Regions from separate parts of the Mus musculus genome. Here region 2 is linked to region 1. The links are chromatin loops, found by intact Hi-C in ENCODE. Cell type or tissue: heart. All regions are shown on one strand. Each heading gives the region's core, and the rest is flanking DNA. Links, peaks and the distances in the headings are about the cores only.

Region 1 (11,218 bases), core at 1,503-9,502:
GGTACACCTGTGCTGGCACATCAGCGTGCAGAGGATGTCCCCTATGGCCACACATCATACTTTAACAAACTTCATCAACTTTATCTTTGTATCTTCTTCCATTTCGGGTCTAGTCATACTCATCAACAGTGGTCTCCCCTATGCCACAGTTCTTTCCATCTGGGGCATAGGAATACCCCAGTCTTGGTACCTAAAGGGATTGTCTACAAGTCTTTCAAGCCATTTTTGTTAACAAAATCCCAACTCTTTTGTCTAACTGGCTCTTAGGTCACAGCTTGTGCTTGCTGTGTTTTTTATCTGGTTTCTAAACATTTTTCTCTCAACAACAGTTAACATACTCATCCCCCAAGGTATAGGCACTTTATGCAGGTAGATAGATAGATAGATAGATAGATAGATAGATAGATAGATAGATAGACAGATAGATAGACAGACAGACACGTGTATATATATGAGTATGTATGTGAGTGTATGTGTGTGTCTGAGTTTATATATACATATATGTGTATATATGTGAATAAGTAATAAGTATAGAGTATATGTATGTACGTCTTTGGCTTTTGTTTGCCAGGTACCCAACTTATTAACTTCATCTATTAGTTAAATAATTATTTTTAAAAAAAATAGTTCAGTCCCTTTTTTATGAAGATGCATGTCACACACAGTCAAGATATATCTTGTTTCTGGAGCTAAAACCATCCAGTGGAAGAAAGACAGCATTTTCAACAATTGGTGCTGGCACAACTGGTTGTTATCATGTAGAAGAATGCGAATCGATCCATACTTATCTCCTTGTACTAAGGTCAAATCTAAGTGGATCAAGGAACTTCACATAAAACCAGAGACACTGAAACTTATAGAGGAGAAAGTGGGGAAAAGCCTTGAAGATATGGGCACAGGGGAAAAATTCCTGAACAGAACAGCAATGGCTTGTGCTGTAAGATCGAGAATCGACAAATGGGACCTAATGAAACTCCAAAGTTTCTGCAAGGCAAAAGACACCATCAATAAGACAAAAAGACCACCAACAGATTGGGAAAGGATCTTTACCTATCCTAAATCAGATAGGGGACTAATATCCAACATATATAAAGAACTCAAGAAGGTGGACTTCAGAAAATCAAATAACCCCATTAAAAAATGGGGCTCAGAACTGAACAAAGAATTCTCACCTGAGGAATACCGAATGGCAGAGAAGCACTTGAAAAAATGTTCAACATCCTTAATCATCAGGGAAATGCAAATCAAAACAACCCTGAGATTCCACCTCACACCAGTCAGAATGGCTAAGATCAAAAATTCAGGTGACAGCAGATGCTGGCGAGGATGTGGAGAAAGAGGAACACTCCCCCATTGTTGGTGGGAGTGCAGGCTTGTACAACCACTCTGGAAATCAGTCTGGCGGTTCCTCAGAAAACTGGACATAGTACTACCGGAGGATCCAGCAATACCTCTCCTGGGCATATATCCAGAAGATGCCCCAACAGGTAAGAAGGACACATGCTCCACTATGTTCATAGCAGCCTTATTTATAATAGCCAGAAGCTGGAAAGAACCTAGATGCCCCTCAACAGAGGAATGGATACAGAAAATGTGGTACATCTACACAATGGAGTACTACTCAGCTATTAAAAAGAATGAATTTATGAAATTCCTAGCCAAATGGATGGACCTGGAGGGCATCATCCTGAGTGAGGTAACACATTCACAAAGAAACTCACACAATATGTATTCACTGATAAGTGGATATTAGCCCCAAACCTAGGATACCCAAGATATAAGATATAATTTGCTAAACACATGAAACTCAAGGAGAATGAAGACTGAAGTGTGGACACTATGCCCCTCCTTAGATTTGGGAACAAAACACCCATGGAAGGAGTTACAGAGACGGAGTTTGGAGCTGAGATGAAAGGATGGACCATGTAGAGACTGCCATAGCCAGGGATCCACCCCATAATCAGCATCCAAACGCTGACACCATTGCATACACTAGCAAGATTTTATTGAAAGGACGCAGATGTAGCTGTCTCTTGTGAGACTATGCCGGGGCCCAGCAAACACAGAAGTGGATGCTCACAGTCAGCTAATGGATGGATCATAGGGCTCCCAATGGAGGAGCTAGAGAAAGTAGCCAAGGAGCTAAAGGGATCTGCAACCCTATAGGTGGAACAACATTATGAGCTAACCAGTACCCCGGAGCTCTTGACTCTAGCTGCATATATATCAAAAGATGGCCTAGTCGGCCATCACTGGAAAGAGAGGCCCATTGGACTTGCAAACTTTATATGCCCCAGTACAGGGGAATACCAGGGCCAAAAAGGGTGAGTGGGTGGGCAGGGGAGTGGGGGTGGGTGGATATGGGGGACTTTTGGTATAGCATTGGAAATGTAAATGAGTTAAATACCTAATAAAAAATGGAAAAAAAAAAAAAAAAGATATATCTTGTTTCTAAAATAATTAAAGAAAATGGTGTATAAATCATTTCATATGGGTACTACTTGGTTTTATTTTGTTTCTTTGTTTTGTTTTGGTTTGGTTTTTGGTTTTTGGTTTTTTGAGACAGGGTTTCTCTATATAGCTCTGGCTGTCCTGGAACTCACTTTTGTAGACCATGCTAGCCTCGAACTCAGAAATCCGCTTGCCTCTGCCTCCTGAGTGCTGGGATTAAAGGCGTGTGCCACCACACCGGCTTATATGGGTACTACTTGTACTGCAGTCACTTATTTGTGTCACCTTTCTTTTGAGTGTCGTAGGTCACTGTGTATAAGTGGTTGTCTCCAAGGTCCAGTCTGGGAAGCAAAATACAAATTCTGTATGTATTTTTTCTACATAGTAAGTTATTTTAAAAAAAAATTACCAAGACATTCATAGCCCTCCAGACAAACTGCCTCAGCTGGTCTTCCAGAAACATCACACCCCTGTGCTGCTATTTTGCAGGCATTAAGGGGCTCCAGGGGAAGAAGAAGGCCTCTTCCTCCATAAACAGCCCCTGTGGGTAAAACCTCAGACACTTTCATGTAATCCTCTGCAGCACACTGGGAAATGCAGCTGGGGAAACAGACTTACCGCTTATTGCTGATCATCTCAGGAAGCATGGGTGTGAGAGACCCTCCTAAGAGCTCTGAAATCTGTTTCAGAATGTCACGTGGTTTCCTGTTTTCACCTCTGGCTTTTCCTGGATGCTCTCATTTTTCTTAATCTTTCAAATTCTTTTGTTTCCTTTATTAATCTCTGCTCCTCTTTAAAGGAGGGCCGAGTTCTGGAAGCTTCTGTAAGTCTTGCCTTTCTTTGATACCAGGCTTCAGCCTATTTTTTTCTGTGAGCCCTGGGGTCAGGACTCCCTAGATATGGCTTGCAGACAGAGAGCAGTTGTGCCATCCCAAGAATAGCATTCCTGTGAGCACATTAAAAGCGAGAGAATGCATGGAGAGGCTGTGTCACTTGAAGATTGGGTAAAATGAATCTTCCAGCTTTTAAAAATGCCCAGTGTTTAGAAAAATTGTTTTTTACAGAAAGTGTAGTTGAGTGTTAGACATTTGAGAGGTCACTTTAAAATGGAACTAAAGTTACAAGATAAAGCAAGACATTTATTTTGCACTTTAAGCGTTGGCACACAATTTAATACGCTGTTGAGAGTACAGGGATGGTTGCAAGTCAAATGAAGGTTATATTATAATTGATACTTTGAATTGTTAAGGAGAAGCGAAGGTGAAGTGGGATGCTTTTATTATTATTTTTGTTGAAATCTTATTAAAAACTCTTAATGGAATGCAAACTAGAGGCCATCTTCAAGGTCCCCAGTTAAATTAGATATGCAGCCATTAATAGTATCACTTACTTGTTGAAAATAACTCTGCCAAGGCAGACATGGGATAATGTATTTTCTCACTTCTTTGTGTACCTTACCATATTTCTTAAACCTGGAGAATATAAGCCTGGCCGTCAGATTTTTTTTCCCAGTTTTATTTTTAAAATTCTTGCTATTTATATTCAGAAACATAAACTAGTAAGCAATAGCATTTTATTTCAATGTTTTTCAGTTGGGTTTATGTACCTACACACTTGAAAACTATAATATTATTAAAATTTTATATAAAAAATTAAATTAAAAGAATTAAGAGGAAATATGGCTGCAGAAATAGGATTGTTCACATATAGTGATGAGAGTGTGCATCTGAGAGCTGTCATGACAAGGTTTGCCTCATAGGGTGTGTCCTCTGGGCTCCTTCATTTTGTCATCCTTCCTAGTATATGTCAGTAGACAAACTGAAGAAATGACAGAAAAAGAAGCTTGAAATTCAAGGAATACTGTATTTTTCCTAACTTGTTTTTAATCAGAGTTTAGAAAAATCTGTTATTATTTTATTTTTAGCAACAGAGCATCTTGGTTGAGCTCCTGACAGAACAGTTTCCTAGAAGCAGAATGTAAAACCTACTATTTCAGTGTGCAGTTGCTCAGACACACTTCCAAAGAGAACACTCTCGGGAAGATCAAGGAAAATAGTATAATTATCACAAATCTTTTTCATAATATAGAATGCACAGGCCTTTAAAATAATTCTCATTATGCACAACCAGTTCTCCATGTGGTATTCTGATCATCTGGAGTTTGCACCATATTATATTATTTAATTAACCTATCTGTCCTGTTGAATCGCCACCCAGCAGCCCCATAGTACCTTCTTATCTCAGGGGAGAAAACCGCACACACTTTAATATAGGTGCAGCATCATGAAAAACCAGGCCAAAGCACAAGCACCCTGAGGCAGAAATGAACAAAGCCAACACTTTAAACTGTGGTGTCTGGAACCTGCTATGATCATCACTGCAGAGGAAGGAAGCAATTCGGAAAACAAATTTTCAAAGCTATTTTTATACCGACATTCATTATTTTTTCTAAATGCACACCCATTCTGGTACTGTTGGTTTTTCCTTCCTTAAGCTCAGAATTAAGTCAAAGTTAATTTCCTGCTATCCAGTATGTTTTTTGTGTTAACATAAATTGTTTAGCCAAAACCAAATGAGAATGCCTATTCATTTGTGTGTGTGAGGACACTATGGGCCAAAGGGATAAATAAATTCTGTACAGCTTATTTAAGTGGCAATGGGCCTGATAGGACTAACAGTCATTCTACTGTTAAGAGTGAACAGTTTATTAACAGCTTGCATGTTTTGCCAGTTGCAAAAGTAAACATTTTAAAAGTGACACTACATACAATTTCTCTTTCTCTAAAGCTGTCACTTTCCGTACGACAATTGATAGAATGGCAACCCTCTGAGTAATGTTTAGGGACATTATAAGTTATGGTCATCTAATGATGAGCAGAAAATATCCCGTGAATATATACATACTTTGGCTTCATTCACTTTGTTTATATTATCAATTCAAGAGATACAAAACCGTTTCAAAGAAGGTTTTGTTTTGCCTTCTAAACATAGTATGTGTTTGTAAACTGTTCTGCTGTGTAATATCATTGATAATATTGTAGTTAGGATAAGTCAATTTGATTATATAAATATAACGAAATAATTAAAAGATTTATCCTGGCTATTTCATTAAGATTATGAAACTACCTAGAGAAAATATCATGAGTGGCCACAGAGCACCATCTGTGTATAATCATGAGCAATGCACTTCTGCCAATCCATGCATGAATTTCACACCCTTCTCTTTGGGATGCTTAAATACACTTCTCTCCCTGTGAGTGTGGTGGCTCGGAGCTTTACACTTACATTATTGAGAAATTGGGGGGGACTCCACAGGAGAAGTAAAGAAAGGGAAAACCAAGTCTAGCACCATTGGTAGCTGACTTTCAGCTGCCATGACCAGCAACAGGAGGCCAGTTTACCGGGACAAAGCTAATCAAGTTCCCCTTTAAACAATAATTGAGGATGATAAAAGGAGATAGAGAAAGACAAGTACACAAGATTAAATGTTCCCAGATGACAGTGAATAAAGAAAAACATTTGCAAGGCAAGACCGAGGGGAAGAAGAGTCAGGAAAGAGTTATTTACAGCACATACAGATAAAGAGAAACAGTATAATAGGAAGGAACTAGATGCAAAGGGAAAATGTTGATCCACTTTAACTTTTTGCTGAGTAAAACTTCTGACATGGTTATGTAAAATATTCCCTACTGGCCATCTTGGATGATTTTTGCCAATTAGGAAAAAAAATGTGTTTAGTTGTCTAAGAATAAAAAATCTTAGAATCTTAGAGAAACGGAAACTAATTTACTGAGGCTTGCATTTTTACAGACTTTGATAGAACTTATCCTCACAGAATCAGAGTAAAATCCCTGCTCCCACTTGTGCCCTGCTTTGAGTAAATAAGCCAGAGGCCATCTTCATCAGAGACTCTTAGGTAGCAGAGAAGAAAGTGAGACCAGAGAGGTGAGAGGCTGTGTTAGGCTTGAGAGAAGGACCATGTTGCTTTTGAAGTTAATAGTCTCAGTCCTTTCCATCCACTCCTGACTGATGGCATTTCATAACCAGAAAGATGTCTCTGCCTGTCACTTTCTGAATCCATTCTTCAAAACCTTGTGCACCTTTAGATGATGGTCCAAAACCTGCATCCCGATCTGTCTCCACCCATTACGGCAGCCCTACTGCAGTCCTTTCCAAGAACTGCACTGAGTCACCTATAGCTCCATGGTGAAAGCTTCAGGCTTCTACTCTTGGGCACTAGCATGCTCTACTAGCTAGAAGATATGTCATCATTTTATGTTCAACTAAGACCTACTCAGGATTCAACTAAACAAAGCCTTATATTTGCCTCCAAAATACTATTTTCCCTCTCTTCCTAGCTGTACAGTAGTGTTACTCAACTTTATTTTAAAAACAGATACCATATATTAGATCTTAAGAAATGTCTGAATGAATGAAAATACAAAAATATATATCGTTGTAATTTTCATTTGTTATATGTCTACCCTGCTTCCTCATTACCTAATTAGAAAATGCAACATTTGATAAAACTTAGGAAAACCCAGTTTACCATGTTTGTCTCACTGCAGTTGAAGTGTGTGTCTTTTGGGCTTTGATTCTCATCCTCTGTCTGATACAGAGAAAGGCTGAATTTTTCCTCAGGTCTTCTAGTAAGTTGTTACTAAAAGCACGTGACTGAAGAAAGCCATGGGGGAGAGATCCTAGGTTCATTTATTTGCTCAGTGGGGAGAGGGGCTTGCTATGACCCAGAGTAAGTAATACTATTTACAGTTCAGGTTTCAGTTGGTGAAACATAGGACTAAAATGGTATTAGTCATTGGAGTGTGTTGTGCAGATGGTGAAAAGTCTGGGGCAGCCAGTGGTTGAACTGTATGATACAAAAAGATCTCAATGTAAATGACCCTCACCAATCTTACCTAATTATGAATTGTTAATGAAAAAGGGCAGACATATATTTACCAGTTAATGTGACTATTTTAGTGCAGCTTCTTATGTCCTTATATTTATTGTTTATTTCAAACAAATTTAGCAGAATTAAGCTAATCTGTAAGATTCTGTCATCTGTGATCCATGCACAAGTTCTCTATTTCACTTTTGTTATTGTTGTTGTTGTACATGTTAGTGTTGATTATATAGTATTGATTATACATGTTAGTGGGACTCAATATATTCCTCTCTCTTGATCCTTTCACACTCCTACTGACCTGATTCCTATTTCTAACTAGTCCCTTCCACTATAGATCCAATGAAATCCCCATCAAAATCCCAACACAAGTCTTCAAAGACATTGAAAGAGCAATTCTCAAATTCATCTGGAAAGGAAAAAAAAAAAAGAAACAGAAGAGCAAAAACAATTCTTAACAATAAAATAACTTCTGGGGGAATCACCATCCCTGAGTTCAAACTATACTACAGAGCAATAATGATTAAAAACTGCATGGTATTGGTACAGAGACAGACACATTGACCAATGAAAAAGAATTGAAGACCCAGAAATAAAACGACACATGTATGGTCACTTAATTTTTCACAAAGACCCCAAAAATATACAATGGGACAAAAGAAAGCATCTTCAATAAATGGTGCTGGTCTAACTGGCTGTCTGTATGTAGAATAATGAAAATAGACCCATAATTGTCACCTTGTACAAACCTCAAGTCCAAGTGGGTCAAGGACCTCAACATCAAACCAGATACACTGAATATAATAGAAGAGAACGTGGGAAAGAGCCTTGAACCCATTGGCATAGGCAGAAATTTCCTAAACAGAGTTCCAATGGCACAAGTTCTAAGATCAAGAATTGATAAGTGGTACTTCATGAAACTGGAAAGCTTCTGTAAGGCAAAGGACATAGTCAATAAGACAAATCAGTAACCTACAGATTGGGAAAAAGTCTTCACTAACCTCATATCCAATAGACGGCTAATATCCAAAATCTATAAAGAACTGCCTATGGATTCTTATAAAAGAGTAGGGCCTTATAACTCACTTCCCTCTCCAAGACTGAATGTCCATAGTCTCAATCATATTAATCACTGTATCTGTGAGTTCCTGACGGAAGTAGCCAAGTCATGACCAGAAGACAACAGTCCACCTCACCCTGCCCGTAAATCCTTTCTACCACTCTTCTACAGTGTTTCCTGAACTTCGGCTGGAATCTGATAGATGCCCCAGGTATGGTTGAACACTTAGCAGTCACTTATTCTCAGTATCTTAGCAAACCACAAGTCTCCACAATTATTGTGACCCACTGCAAAACAAAATTTCTCTGACCAAAACTTTCAGCAGTAAAAATCTATAAGGATAAACATCCTTGTTTAGATGGCAATTTTATAGGTACATCATGTTCTTTTAGAAAAACAAACAACAAACCAAAGCATCTATATTTTCATACTAGAGTCTACGACCTCCCCGGGCATGGGCTTTTGACTAGGTTTACTGTACTAGACATGAGTTCTCTCCTATCAGGTGAGCCTTAGTTCCAACCAGAAAGTGATTGGTTACTCCGATAATACTTGCTACCATTGCATTGGTGGGCATATCTTGCCTTGCCGACCAGCAATGTAACACACAGGGTTAACATTATTAAAACTGTTGATGACAATTTCTCTAAATAAAACCAAATTCTCTCATGTGGTAAGGTCTTTAGCTTCAAAAATTATAACATCATCATCCTCCAATTAAGGCCATCTTTAGAACTTATAAAGTGAATAACTTTCTGTAAGGCTTGCATGTGCATATATCAGTTGACCTCTGTGGACTCCATGTATCAGTTCACCCCTGCATAGAACCTTTATTGGTCATATTCATACTAAATGTCTCTTGTGAAACCTTCCACTAACTATGACTTGTAAACCTACACTTCAGTTAGCTGAAGCTACCACCGCTTGAACTATGGCATTGCTTTACTGTATAGTGAGATGCAGCAACCTTAAGTGATGCTGGTACTCACTGTTCTTGGGCAAAAAGCAGCTGGGCTCTCACTGCTTAACTCAGAGCTCTGACTCCACTCTCTTGAGTATAGCAGGTACAATGGTGAGTGCCGTCTGCTGGCAAGGAGCCGTCCTCTATGTGCCACTCTTTTTGAATGTTTAATATCAGTGTTTCCATTATACACATTATTCTGTAAAACAGCACGACTGCATTTATATTTAGTAGGGATTTCTTTAATATGAGTCCTTCAAACTGGATTATGTTTAGCAGTCTTGAGTTTACAACTATTTAAAGCCATTATCACAACTGTGATCAGTCTTTGGACTTTAATATATAATATGTATATCTATTATACTATTACTATATACATATATAATCTGAGCATTTTAAGTCACATCTTAGGCTTGAATCACACAATATTTTAAATCTGAATATGGAGTCTATATCCAAATGGGTCATGATAGAGTGAGCATTTAAAGCCTGTATTAAGCATCTAAATCCTTTTCAGCCATGCAAAAATCTTCAAAGACAGCATCTATAAAGGCATTGAACCATTTAATGTCCTTCTGCAGTAGAAATACACCATTGAAAAACCACACATACTGTTTTTAGGTCTTATATGTATATATTTTAATGGATATAAGTTCAAAATATAGCCCAGTGTGTAATATTAACTCTAGCTAGCCTTAGCAGCATGCTATGTGATGTGGTCCAGTGTGAATGGGAGGACGATAGCAATGCTGGTGCTAACAGCTCTTACTGAGTGAAAAGCAGCACTGAGGGCCTGCCACTCACTGCATTCTTGACTGTGTGTGCTGCAGAGCCACTCACTGCATTCTTGACTGTGTGTGTGTGCTGCAGAGCCACTCACTGCATTCTTGACTGTGTGTGCTGCAGAGCCACTCACTGCATTCTTGACTGTGTGTGCTGCAGAGCCACTCACTGCATTCTTGACTGTGTGTGCTGCAGAGCCACTCACTGCATTCTTGACTGTGTGTGCTGCAGAGCCACTCACTGCATTCTTGACTGTGTGTGTGTGCTGCAGAGCCACTCACTGCATTCTTGACTGTGTGTGTGTGCTGCAGAGCCACTCACTGCATTCTTGACTGTGTGTGCTACAGAGCCACTCACTGCATTCTTGACTGTGTGTGCTGCAGAGCCACTCACTGCATTCTTGACTGTGTGTGCTGCAGAGCATACATTCTCTTGACAGTTTCCAGACACACAGTCAACATGCAAATAATGCCTGTGAAATGCGGGGTTTTCACTTCAAAGTGTCTTTTTCAATATTTAACAAACCTTTATCTGCAATTCATTATTTAGTAATAGTTGTGTAGGATATGAGCAATAAATTGGTGAACATTCCCCCTGTTCTATGTAAATATTTGAACCCACGTAAAGTCCTGTCAACCAAATCAAGCCTGAGTTTATTCAGCGTTCAGTAGCTATTTGTAAATCTCTGAAATGAAATGGATCTACTGATATAAATATAAATTTAACCAACCAAAGCAAATTAGTGAAATCAGACACATACAAAGTAGCCTGGAGATAAAGAAAGTGCTGACCAGTCAAGGGTTAGAGCAGACAGTCCTTCAGTCCTTCCCTCCTGACATACATACTTTGCTGGATAGCTGATCTCAAGAGAGAAGCAACAAAGTTAGAACAAACTATGTAAATGTTAAAAGAAGCAAGGCTTGTTGAGATTTTATTCAGAATAAGAAGGTTCAAACAGAACCTTAACTATTCTGAACATAATAGTAAAACCACAGCAACTACAAAACTATAATTGTATAATACAAATATTAATGTGAGAATATACAGAGAGAGTCTGCAG
Region 2 (11,218 bases), core at 1,001-9,000, 160 kb after region 1:
ATTTGCCCCTTTGCTGTCATGCACTGGGGTGTGAAGAAGCACAGCTTGGGAGGAATTTGGCCTACTCTGTAAAGGTCATGAAAGTTTCCAACAGAAAGTGCTGACTCATAGTCCATACATCCTGATATTTCAGCGTGTTCAGGAAAAATGCAATCCACTCCAGCACACCCTTTCTTTCCATGGTTTCTTGCCAGTTCACTTGTGAGTGTTACCACAAAGGGCAGTTCAACAGCCAAGGTGAGGGAAGTTGCTGATTTGAACAAAAGTTCAATTGCAGGGCAGGAGGACGCAGGCCCTACTGTGCCTTGTGTTTACCAAAGAGACAGGTTTCATCAAAACAGAGAGATCTCAAACATGCAGCTCAGAGTTTTGGCATTTTTCAAAGCAAATTTTTAGAGACTGCCTTTCTTCCTGGGTTCTGTACACACACATTTGCACGCACACACAAACAGCAGCTTTGAAATTGTATGGTATTGTCTCAGAACTTGAAGCACGGCCAGTTTTTGACCTTCACTTCCCAACACTTCAGGAAACAGGAATTCTCACACCCTTGGGCCTCTTAGTAAAACAAGCCCCTGGAAAACTCTCCAAAAAAAAAATACTTGATTGTACATACTGCATGCATATCATTCTCTCTTCTCTCTCAAAACATGCAAGATCACACATTCTAGATCTTGATACAAACTCCTAACAATCAAACAATATGCTATGCAACAGACATATACAACACACGCCATCAAGTTGCCATCTGCAGGCGAGTCTAGGAAACATGGACTAAACAGCATTTGCTTCCCAGGGGTATAGAGAAACAGCCCCCACCCTTGCTCTGTACTTCTAGGATAACACTCAACACTCAGATTCCAAGACTGAGGGGACTGACCAAGCCTTAGTGCGTTCCCACTCCAGCGTGCCTGACAAAGACTAGGATCCTTGACAAGAGGACTGGCAGGAGAGAGGTGTGGTTCCCAAGAGAAAGCAGAACATTGTTATCAGAGGAAATAGCATTCCATTCATGGCAGGAAAACTGAGAGATTAGCTCTTAAGCAAGCAGAGTAATATCCAACCTCAGCCAGACCTTCAACAGTTGTACAGGCTATGATAAGGAGCAGGATGCTTAGCTGCTGTTGTGAGCTTTCCTCCATTTAAGACTGTGGCCCTAAACACAGTAAGGCCACCATTATTAAGAAGGCAGGATACCTTAGTATGCTCATGGAAAAAGAGATTTCCCCCAAGCCTTTTGTCAATTCTCTGTCAAAATGAAAATTGAGCAAAAAGTTATTTTGTTTTTTCAGTGCAGGTTTGCTCTGTGTATCCCTGGCTGTACTGGAACGTGCTCTGTAGATCAGGCTGGCCCAAACTCAGAGACCTGTCTGCTTCTGCTTCCTGAGTACTGTGATTAAAGAGGTATGTCACCATGCCTAGTTAAGCAAGAAATTTTTAATTCACAAAATTACAGAGGCTGGGAGTATAGTTGATAGTAGAACACTTATCTATCATGCCTTTGGCCTCAGAGTTGATTCCCAGGTTAGAAATGGGGAAAGGAAAGAGTATACAGACTGTGCAGGAGGTCTCTAAATCTACAGGAGCTTGTTTCTTGTTGTTGTTGTTTTGTTAGCTTGTTTGTGTGTTTCTTGTGTACATATGTTTTGTCATGACATAGCTGTTTCTAGCAGAACAATCTGCTTTATATAGAGTGAAAATCTGTTTACCTTTGAAACTGTAGAAATAAACTGCATTCATATTTGGCAACTTCTCAAACACTTGAATTATGGCTATGACCTCCTTCTAAAACACAATAATAATAATTGACCATTTTAGGCTTGAACACCTCCCATTTCTTTGAATAGTTTCTCCTGAAATGCTGCTACGCATCCATCCCTTTGGCCCCCTGCTGTGGATGTACTAGTTGTTCAGAGACTAGGGTTCGACCTACCCTGTTCCCGAACGGGATTCCAGACACAGAGAGTTCCACTTGGTCAGTATCACTTTAAGAAATATGATGCCCAAAATGGAAAGCAGCACTTCAGAGCCCGAAAGCAAATGCATGGCATTCAGTATTCTTCAGCAAGGCTGCCATATGTCACTAAGTGTTTCGGGATCTGCCGTCATTGAGGAGGAAGAACAAGACTGCAGGGGAGTCAAGGCAGAGTCCTGGGTAGTGTTCCAGTATCATTCAGTGTGAAATGAACCCTAAATAAGGAAAACAACAGATGCAGTGCGCTGCTTTTCATACAGAACTCCTAAGCATGGTAATGCCTTATCATAGTCACATTCCACTGTTGCCTCACGGCCCCCAAGGGAACTTCCCCAGGGATGTGTTAGAAGAGGAAACTGCCTTGAAAGAAATTTCTCAGGCACATTAGAACTGACAGAAATCACTTCTGATGTCAGGACTCAGTATGTTGGGACTCTAAGGAGGAACACAGATCAAGTGTGCTCTGTGAACTGCTCCAGCCTATGCTGAAAGCCATCTCCTGTCCTGAGGGGTTTACCAACCTCTAATGTGGCCATGAGGTGGCGAAATAAAGGGTAGAAAGGCAGAAGTTTATTATGCAGGCAGGTTTTGGTAACAGGATATCAAATACAGATTTGGCAGATTCAATACATTCCCCCCATGGCTATTAGTAAAAACTGACACAGAGGAGTCCCCTTTGATTTGCTGTTGACTGTAAGCTGTCTGGCTCCCTGTGATTTTACAACAGCTTTGGCTATTTCAGAGACTTAAAAAAAAAAAAAAAAAAAAAAAAAAAAAAAAAAAAAACAGCCCAAGAAGCATTTCATGCATTTATAAAGCATCTGAGAGATTATGGGTACTGGCGCCTGGGAATATTTCACATTCTCCCGACCCACAGCTGGCACCTCCTATTCATAAAGCACACATAGGCACATCTGCACAGGACACGGAGTAGCATGGATTATGTGTATGTTAACAGACATTTCAAATCCAAGCTTAAGTATTTACCTTCCAAGTCTCCTAAGCAATGGCAATCAATTCTCCCTAGTTTGTCTAGAGTCTATGCATAAACTCCTTCTTCTTACTATTGAATAGAGTGATGAACTGCTTGCTACTCCTGGAAATGGGACCATGGGCTTCCTCTCAGTTCATTTGTTTGTCTTACTTTATTTCCTTAGCTGCTTTGGAGTCTTGTTTTGAGAAAAATCAATGAACGCGGTGACTCTGGCAGGCACTGTGAACACACTACTCAGGGAAACTGGCATTGTGATGGCTGTATGACTGCACTGGTGACACAGCCCAGCTCCAGATGAAAGGTGTGTCACATTTGGAATGTGTAGAAGCATAGAAGGTTTCTTCCAGGCATGTTTTAAGAGAGGCCTTGCAAAACTTCTCTTGTTTGACAGGCCAGCCTGCAGCATAACTTTGACTCTCTCAGGAGGCACTCTACTCCCTGTATAATGTGAATGGCTGATCCCACAGGCAAAGTACTAAGCTACTTGTGGTTCAGTGGTAAGTATAGAATCTTGCCTGCATTTTATCACATATGTTCAACTAAGCATGCAGGTCATGAGGGCAAGGATTTTTTTTCTGATTTTTGCCTGTCATGTTTATTGAGTTATCCCAAGTGCATTAAACAGTGCCTAATGTAATTTGTCAAATAAATAATGTGGCTAAGAATCACTGCTCCGTCTACATGCAATTCTGAGACTAGATTATTCCTAGACACCCTTAATACTATTCTGCAAGAATGTAGAACACAACCAACAGCATGATGACAAGATAACAGTACTCAGAGTAATACAGTGATGGTTTCAAGTAAGTAGCCTCAGAGGAAGATAATATTTAGATTCATGTAGATTTGAAACTTCTCCTGTTGGCATTTTACCACCCAAGACGTCCCTTTCATGTCTTTTTACATTATGCCAAAGGAGTTCACAAAGACTTGGTTATGCCCCATGTCTGGTGCTTGCTTCTTTGTATCTCTTGAGAATTTAACACTATAATAATCTTAACTCAGGCTAGGAGGAGATTTTCCAGTGTGGCGTACCTTTGATCTGTGCCACCAGCAGAGTTTGCAAGATGTTCAAAGACCAGGACAAATGAGTTGAGTCCTGCTGCCAATGCAGATCTCCTCCCTGTGAGGTTGGGAAGCTGCACTTCTGGGGACCCAGCATAACCTGGGATATGAGACTACAGTCGCAGACCAAACTCCTGCCAGAGCACAAGGTGCAGCAGAGGAAGGAGCAGAGTCCCGAGGAGGCCCCCAGCTTCTCCATCGCTACCACTCAGACGACCAGGTATGGCCTACGCAGTCTAACAATGAAGGATTCTTTGGGAGCCATTCGCTCTTGGTCTACACTAAAAGCCTGAAGAAGCGGAGTTCTGTCATCAGAAAAGGAATCTAAAAGATGCTGCAGTAGCAGCAACAGGGTAGATGAACTGTCCTGGAAGGAAAGCAGGCAAAAGCAGATCTTCCTTCTTCCATCTTTTATCTGGGCTTCAATGGAAAGGTGATGCCCATATTTAGGGGAGGTCTTTACATTTAAAATGACTCGGTGAGAAAATCCCTCACAGATGTACCCAGCAGCTTGTCATTCTATTGATTCTATAAACATTCAAGCTGGCAGCTAAGATACAACATCACAGAATAGTAAGACACAAATAGTAACTATAAGGTGGTCAAACCTTCTGAATAAACGTTGTGTTCTTCTAATCGTGGCACCCCAAGCCTTACATTTATTATTTGCACATACATTGAAAACTACCCAGTAAGCAATTTGGGGATGTAGCAAGTGAGGTGCAGGGCCAGCACATGCAAAGATTCAATCCGATTACTCTATTGATTTTCTTTGATGGTTTCATAATAAGTGTATAGTGAACCATAGTTGAAAACTAGAGACATGAAAAAATACTTGGACATTGTATGCAGGGTCACAGGTCAAAGACATAGAGCACTTTCTGAGTGAAATAGTGTTCCTCTTTTATACTACGTTAGTTGTAAAGACTAACCTGTTGGGGTTCTGTACCAACCAATCTTATACGGCAGAGTCCCAGTGACTAAGTAAAAAGAGAAGCAGTGTGGCATGAAGGAGAAGTTCAAGTGCATCTCAGACAACTTTAACTTTTTAAAGGGTTAAAAATGAACTCCAAGACACAGTTCTTCCAGAGCAAGATAACAGAGATTCTCACACATGGGGAGCTATAATGGAATGGAACAGAGCCAGCCTCTGTCACCCAGTGAGCTTTTTCAAGGGGCAGACTCTACCCCTGAGACTGACTCCCCAGACTTTTCCCAGGAAAACCTAATGTCCATAACAGAATCTGCACAGATGGGATCCTGGGACTCACTCCCAAAAGATATTACACTGAACTGTCTTTGTTTCTAAGCCAATCTCTTGTCCCAGATGAAGTAAAAAAAAACCAAGATTTCCAATTAGAAAAATCCACAAATATCAGCATGCTGGCTTTGCTAGTTGTAGCTTTTTGATTCACCCCATTAGGTTGTATATAAAAATGAATAAGAAGATTAAACTCAGCCAGCTTATGCCTGCTGCTCAGGCCACTTTTGTTTTTAAATTGCCCTGGAGTAAGTGCTGGGGATGATGAGTACAGCTTTGTGCCAACACTAAACACGGGGACAGAAGTGTTGTGGAAGGAATGTGCAGGGTGTATCCGCGAAGGGCTTAGGAGAGGACACTCTGGCCTAGGCGTTCAGCTCCCCGGTTTGTTGTTTGTTTGTTTGCTCTAAGTAAAGCAAGTTTTCTAGTATTTCTTTCTAGCTCCCTCATCTGTAAAATGATCATGATAGTGAAAACTGTGATTTTAAAAGGTTGCAAAAATAACTAACTTGAAGAATGTATTGGTTAATCTGGCTCAACATTTTCCCCACTGCCATGTCTTAAAATATGGTACTTACTATCTTCATTTTACAACTGAGAAGTCTGTGCCTCAGAAAGGGCTCATGCCTCTCCTTAGCAGGGTGGCAGGAGAGAGGGACTTCTTGTGAAACTGGTGACGATTAAACTTGTGACCCACTATTTGAATAGGTCAAGACTCCATAACTCACTTTGTTATTTTCTATTTCCAAGAGAGCTTGTAAAATTTCTTTAGCTCCGAAGCCCATATAAATTAGATCTGCCTGATGCAAGCAATGGGTAGAACTGAAATCCAAATGTAGAGGAAATCCAAAGCCTGATGTCTCCTTGAAACCTCTTGAAAACTTCCCATGTTCTCCTACTCCAGCTGACAGCCATAATCAAACTTCAGTGACACACCCACAGGAAACTGAAAGCTGTTAGAAGATACCTTATCACAGATTAGATGGGAGTCTACCCCACTTCTTGATTTCTACCTGGTGAAAGCCTGCACTTGCCCTTGAAAATGAGTTGAAACAGCCCATCTATGCACGCCCTTTTAAAGATTTTCAACTATGTGTTGGGGGTGGGGTTGGCGAATGCATGTGAGTGCAGAGGCCTGTGGAGGCTACAGTTGTCTGGTCCCCACAGCCGCTACCAACAATTGTGAGCCAACTGACAGGAGTATGGAGAACAAAAGCAAGATCCTGTTATGAAATATAGTATGGCAAGGAGGTAGCCGGTAGGCCCATGTCCAGGTGTCCCCCTGAGAAATTACACTATGCGACAGATCTTGTATAAAGGGGTTTATTTGAGGGGAAAGGAGTGAGAACCTGAAAATGGGGAAGAGCCAGACAAGTGGACATGTATACAGACAGATGGGAGCAGAGTCATGAGGGCAGAGAAGAGGATGGGGCACAGAGAAGGACAGAAAGGGGAGAGACTATCCAGAATACATGGGAAAACAGAAAGAGAACGGGTAGTCCTTTTATATGCACCTCCCCTCGCCCCCACTTACCTCACTCCGCCCCTGGCAGCCACAGGTAAGGGGGGCAGGTGATTATGTAAACTAGATCCCTGGGGAGGAGCTTAGCAGAATTGCCTGTAAGCTAACACCCTCTGCACAGCAATACTCTTAACTGTAGGTAACTGTAGAGCCAACTCTCCAGTCCGGAAATGTGTGTTTTTTAAACTGCTGAGTGTGTGGTAACTTGTTGTGCTTTGTTGTCATTGTTGTTGTTGATGATGATGATGATGGTGATGGTGATGATGATGATGATGATACAGAGAAATAGACAAAAAACTCGCCTTCGTGGAGCTTTAAATTCCCTGGGGAACATGAGCAACAACTTTCTTGTAAATTCACAACAGTATCCCAACAAATGATATGGTATGTGCAACAGAAAAAAATCCAGCTGGTAGAATATAGAGAGAGTGGATGGGGAGGGCAGCCAAGGAGGAGTATACTCCAATCCAAAAGTCAGCCACAGGAGATAAACGGAAAGAACATCCAGGAAGAAGGAAGTGGCAACAGAGACGGCCCTCCACGTTGGTGGCCATATCATTACAGAATTAACTCCAAGGCTTTCGTGGAGACACTGTCCCACAAGCTCATTCATTTAATGAAGATTTAATTTAATAGAAAAGTATAACTGCCTAAAAAATATGCTTCAGTAGAGTGGGCACTATCGGACATTAATCAGTTTAAGTGCCATTAGCAAAGGTTCTAATTATAGTAGCCTTTTAAATTTGGCTTTTCTTCCACCTCTGCCAGGCAAGCATGCTCCTTGTAGAACACAGTACTTTGCACAATGGAAACGCAAAAGGACAGCTAATGAGTTGGGAATATGCCAGCTGGGTTTAAAGGTTGGTGTTGATTTCATTCTTTTGGTGGAATGTTTTTCCCTATGAGGAAGACATAACAATAAAGAACAACTAAACTGTGCTCAGCCCGGACCACTGATGGATACATTAGGGTCTGCATTATTACAAACGCAACAGAACTGCAGTAACAATAAACATAGCAAAAGTGAGGTAGCTTTGGCAGGTTTTGGCTAGATTCCAGTACTTCCAGAGCTCTGTGTAAAATACACTATGTGGTGTGCCTAAACCCATGAAACATTCAACAATATGATAGTATTATTATCACTATTTTTAATAAAGAGATTTGTGATTGATTTAAAAGACTTGATGTCTTCCCCAGCCCCAGCCTCCCCCCCCCCCCCCAGTACAAATTGTAAGGATTGGAGCAGGAACTTGAATCCAAGAGAATGACTCTAAGCCCCAGGTTGTCAGCAACTTGTTACAGCACAATATAATAATGACTAAAATAAATTGAGCATCCTCAATGTGCCATGTGCTGGGCAAGCTCTGTAAGCCACAGGGTAGTTCTGTGCAGTTGCTGCTATTGTCTCTCATTTCGCTTTTCACTTCTAACAGACTATCAGAGAGGCTAAGAACCCTGAGGTTGAGTCCCCCTGTCCTAAGACATTAGTACATGGATTTGACCGCAGCCAGTCTGGCCCCACAGCCCACACTGTGAGCCACCACCCTATGCTCCTGTGCCCTTTGATCCAAAAGCAATCCGTAATTGCTGCAAATGTGCCTGACATATTTTCTGTTCTCTTTTCCTGTGGCAAATTTGTATAGCCAAACTAATTATATTTGGACATTTTTAACTCATCCTTAATCGTGAATTTCTTTAATTAGTTTGAGTTGCCTTTCTTCCTTCCGGGTGGACTCTAAATCTCTCAGGGCTTGGTTGGTGTTGGGGGTGGGGGTTGGGTTAAGGTGAGCCCTCCTGCTCTCCTCTTACAATTTCAACTCTGACTTGTAATTCAAATGTCATGCTTCACAATTGAAGTTAATAGAATCAATTAAAACCAGCGTGGCTCAGTAGCCTGCAAAATAACCTATTGAAAGAAGTATTTTGTAAATGTGAGGCTAATGAGACCAGGGGAGGTCCTCTTATGGCAAGAAAAGGAAGAGTCTTCTGGTCTAAATGAAGTCCTGTAATTCTCGGCCTTGGCGAGGTGGCAGGGACATACCCAAAGGGCATACTTTACTTTGGTTAAGTAGAGAAGCCTCCTGTCTTTGAATCTTGAATCGGTTAGACTGTAACTACCCACAGCACATTCAGCCAATGCAAGGGATGTGCTCTGGAATGTGGAAAGGCAGATCCCCAAAGGAAGCACCTGTCTGTGTTTACTGAGTCTGTGGGGAAGGGAGGCCTGGGGTCTCCCGCAGTGCTTTCCAAGTTGTGGGTTGTGGTCCATTAGCAGGTCACAAAATCGCATTATTAGATTCTGGCTGAGATTTCCAACAAGAAGGGTTGGTCTGTTGTATGAGGCAAGGTTTAATATTGTTTTATAAGATTATTTATTCTGTAAAATTCTAAATATATGTTTATGTTCCTGTTACTAAGCATATAGTTTTTGAAATGTTGCCCTTTGTGGATCTGTTTTAAAGCAGTTGGTATACTGATCTCCCATTTCCTAAGTCACAGAATTTTGTATTTTGTGCTACCATAAATTACCGTCAAAATGGGAAATCTTAGGAACAGTATTTTTACTCTGTCAAACTTAAAATATCATTAAGGTAGTAGGATTTTTATTCCCCAAAGTCAAAATGTTTAAAATAAAAGTAACAATGAACTAGTGTAATTCCAATATTTGGGAAGTAGAGACAGGACAATTAGATGTTCAAAGCCACCCTGGGATATCAAAGACTCTGTCTTAAGAACATACAAACACACACGTGCACACACACACACACACACACACACACAAACTTTTAAAAAAGCAGTGATATGATCACCAAATAAAGTACACTCTTATAAATTAAAAGTTTTTAGTGTGATGAATTCATTGCTTTTCTTTTAGGCATTTTCACTAGAGGTTCATGAAAACCCCTTAGCCAAGCATTGGAGAACACGTGTAAACATGCCCAAGGTGTGAATGTGTCCAGTTAGTGGCACCTCAAAGACATCTTTGGATATCTGTGTTGTGCTGTTCCAGCACCTTCTCAGCTTCTACCACATGAGCCAGCACAGAGGGAACAATCACAGACAGAGTTTGGGATGCCAGACAACACTATCTCCTGTTGAGTAATATGGATAAGCATAGCTCATAAATGGTTCCCCAGTGAATCCAGACAAAGTAAGTCAACTTTCCCAAAATTTTATCATGGAAGCATGAGTAAGATTACATTTCTGGACCCACAAATTGAAGAATTGGATCTTGCGGATGCTGCTACTCTGATAAACCCTTGAGTAGTATGCATGTTGGGGACCAGCTGTGGTTCCCCATCCAGTTTCCTTCCGCAGCGTGTCCAGGCACGGGACTATTCACTCTCCCAGGAAGCCTTTTCATCTTTGCCAGCTCAGCTTCTCCTCGGCTTGTGCTTGACTCTGACCTTTCTACCCCTCCATCCCCCAAGCCTAGTCCAGCAGCAGCTGTAAGTGGCTCTCTTGACCACTTGCTATCATTTCCATCTTCCAATGGCTTTCACTGTCTGTGTGACTAAGAAAACCACCCAGAGGCTGCTTTAATCACCCCTTTTAAAAATTCATTTATTTATTTTTATTACGTATTTTCCTCAATTACATTTCCAATGCTATCCCAAAAGTCTGCCATACCCCCCCCCCGACTCCCCTACCCACCCATTCCCACTTTTTGGCCCTGGAGTTCCCCTGTACTGGGGCATATAAAGTTTGCGTGTCCAATGGGCCTCTCTTTCCAGCGATGGCCGACTAGGCCATCTTTTGATACATATGCAGCTAGAGTCAAGAGCTCCGGGATACTGGTTAGTTCATAATGTTGTTCCACCTATAGGGTTGCAGATCCCTTTAGCTCATTGGATACTTTCTCTAGCTCCTCCCTTAAGGCAGCATAATTACAGTCTGACAGTACTGAAGGATCATTGTGTCTCACAGTCAAGGATCAGAGTGTGCGCTGTCCCTCAGCCCCCAGGATCTAATTTTCAGATTTTGAGAACTAGAGCCTGACTTTGTTTACCTCTGAACAACTTATAAAGAAAGTATATAAACAAATTAATAATATGATAAAAATTTAAGAAATTTCATTAGTTATTTTATATTAAACATGTTAACACATAGTGTATATAGTATATATCAAAAAGATAGTCCCAACAAACCACAAATCATTTAAAAGAGGCATATATTAACACTAAAACCAAGAAATGCTTCTCTAGCAATCATTTTCAATTACTACATATCTCCTGTCTTAGTCAGGGTTTCTATTCCTGCACAAAACATCATGACCAAGAAGCCAGTTGGGGAGGAAAGGGTTTATTCATTTTACATTTCCACATTGCTGTTCATCACTACAGGAAGTCAGGACTGGAACTCAAGCAGGTCAGGATGCAGGAGCTGACACAGAGGCCATGG

The links. A loop is a pair of places that touch in the nucleus more often than their neighbours do. Peaks named below come from ENCODE experiments on the same cell type or tissue, not always from the same donor. Only the 100,000 strongest peaks of a DNase experiment are listed, where the experiment ranks them.
Region 2: a loop joins it to region 1, with 2.9 times the contacts of the local background. A loop is called at or near these places in 4 of 42 quality-filtered maps.

The regions. Positions count from the first base shown.
Region 1 is chr1:51,101,849-51,113,066 of GRCm38, forward strand. All of the region lies in intron 5 of Tmeff2 (transmembrane protein with EGF-like and two follistatin-like domains 2), which reads left to right. Among named protein-coding and RNA genes, the nearest start is that of Tmeff2, 180 kb to the left of the region's middle. In heart, for the core only: no CTCF peak of the experiment used is centred there; a DNase peak (open chromatin) is centred at 4,753; H3K27ac peaks cover 726 bases.
Region 2 is chr1:51,265,143-51,276,360 of GRCm38, forward strand. All of the region lies in intron 2 of 9330175M20Rik (RIKEN cDNA 9330175M20 gene), which reads right to left. Among named protein-coding and RNA genes, the nearest start is that of Cavin2, 18 kb to the right of the region's middle. In heart, for the core only: CTCF peaks have their summits at 2,506 and 5,654; DNase peaks (open chromatin) are centred at 2,289 and 5,219; H3K4me3 peaks cover 541 bases; H3K27ac peaks cover 3,945 bases.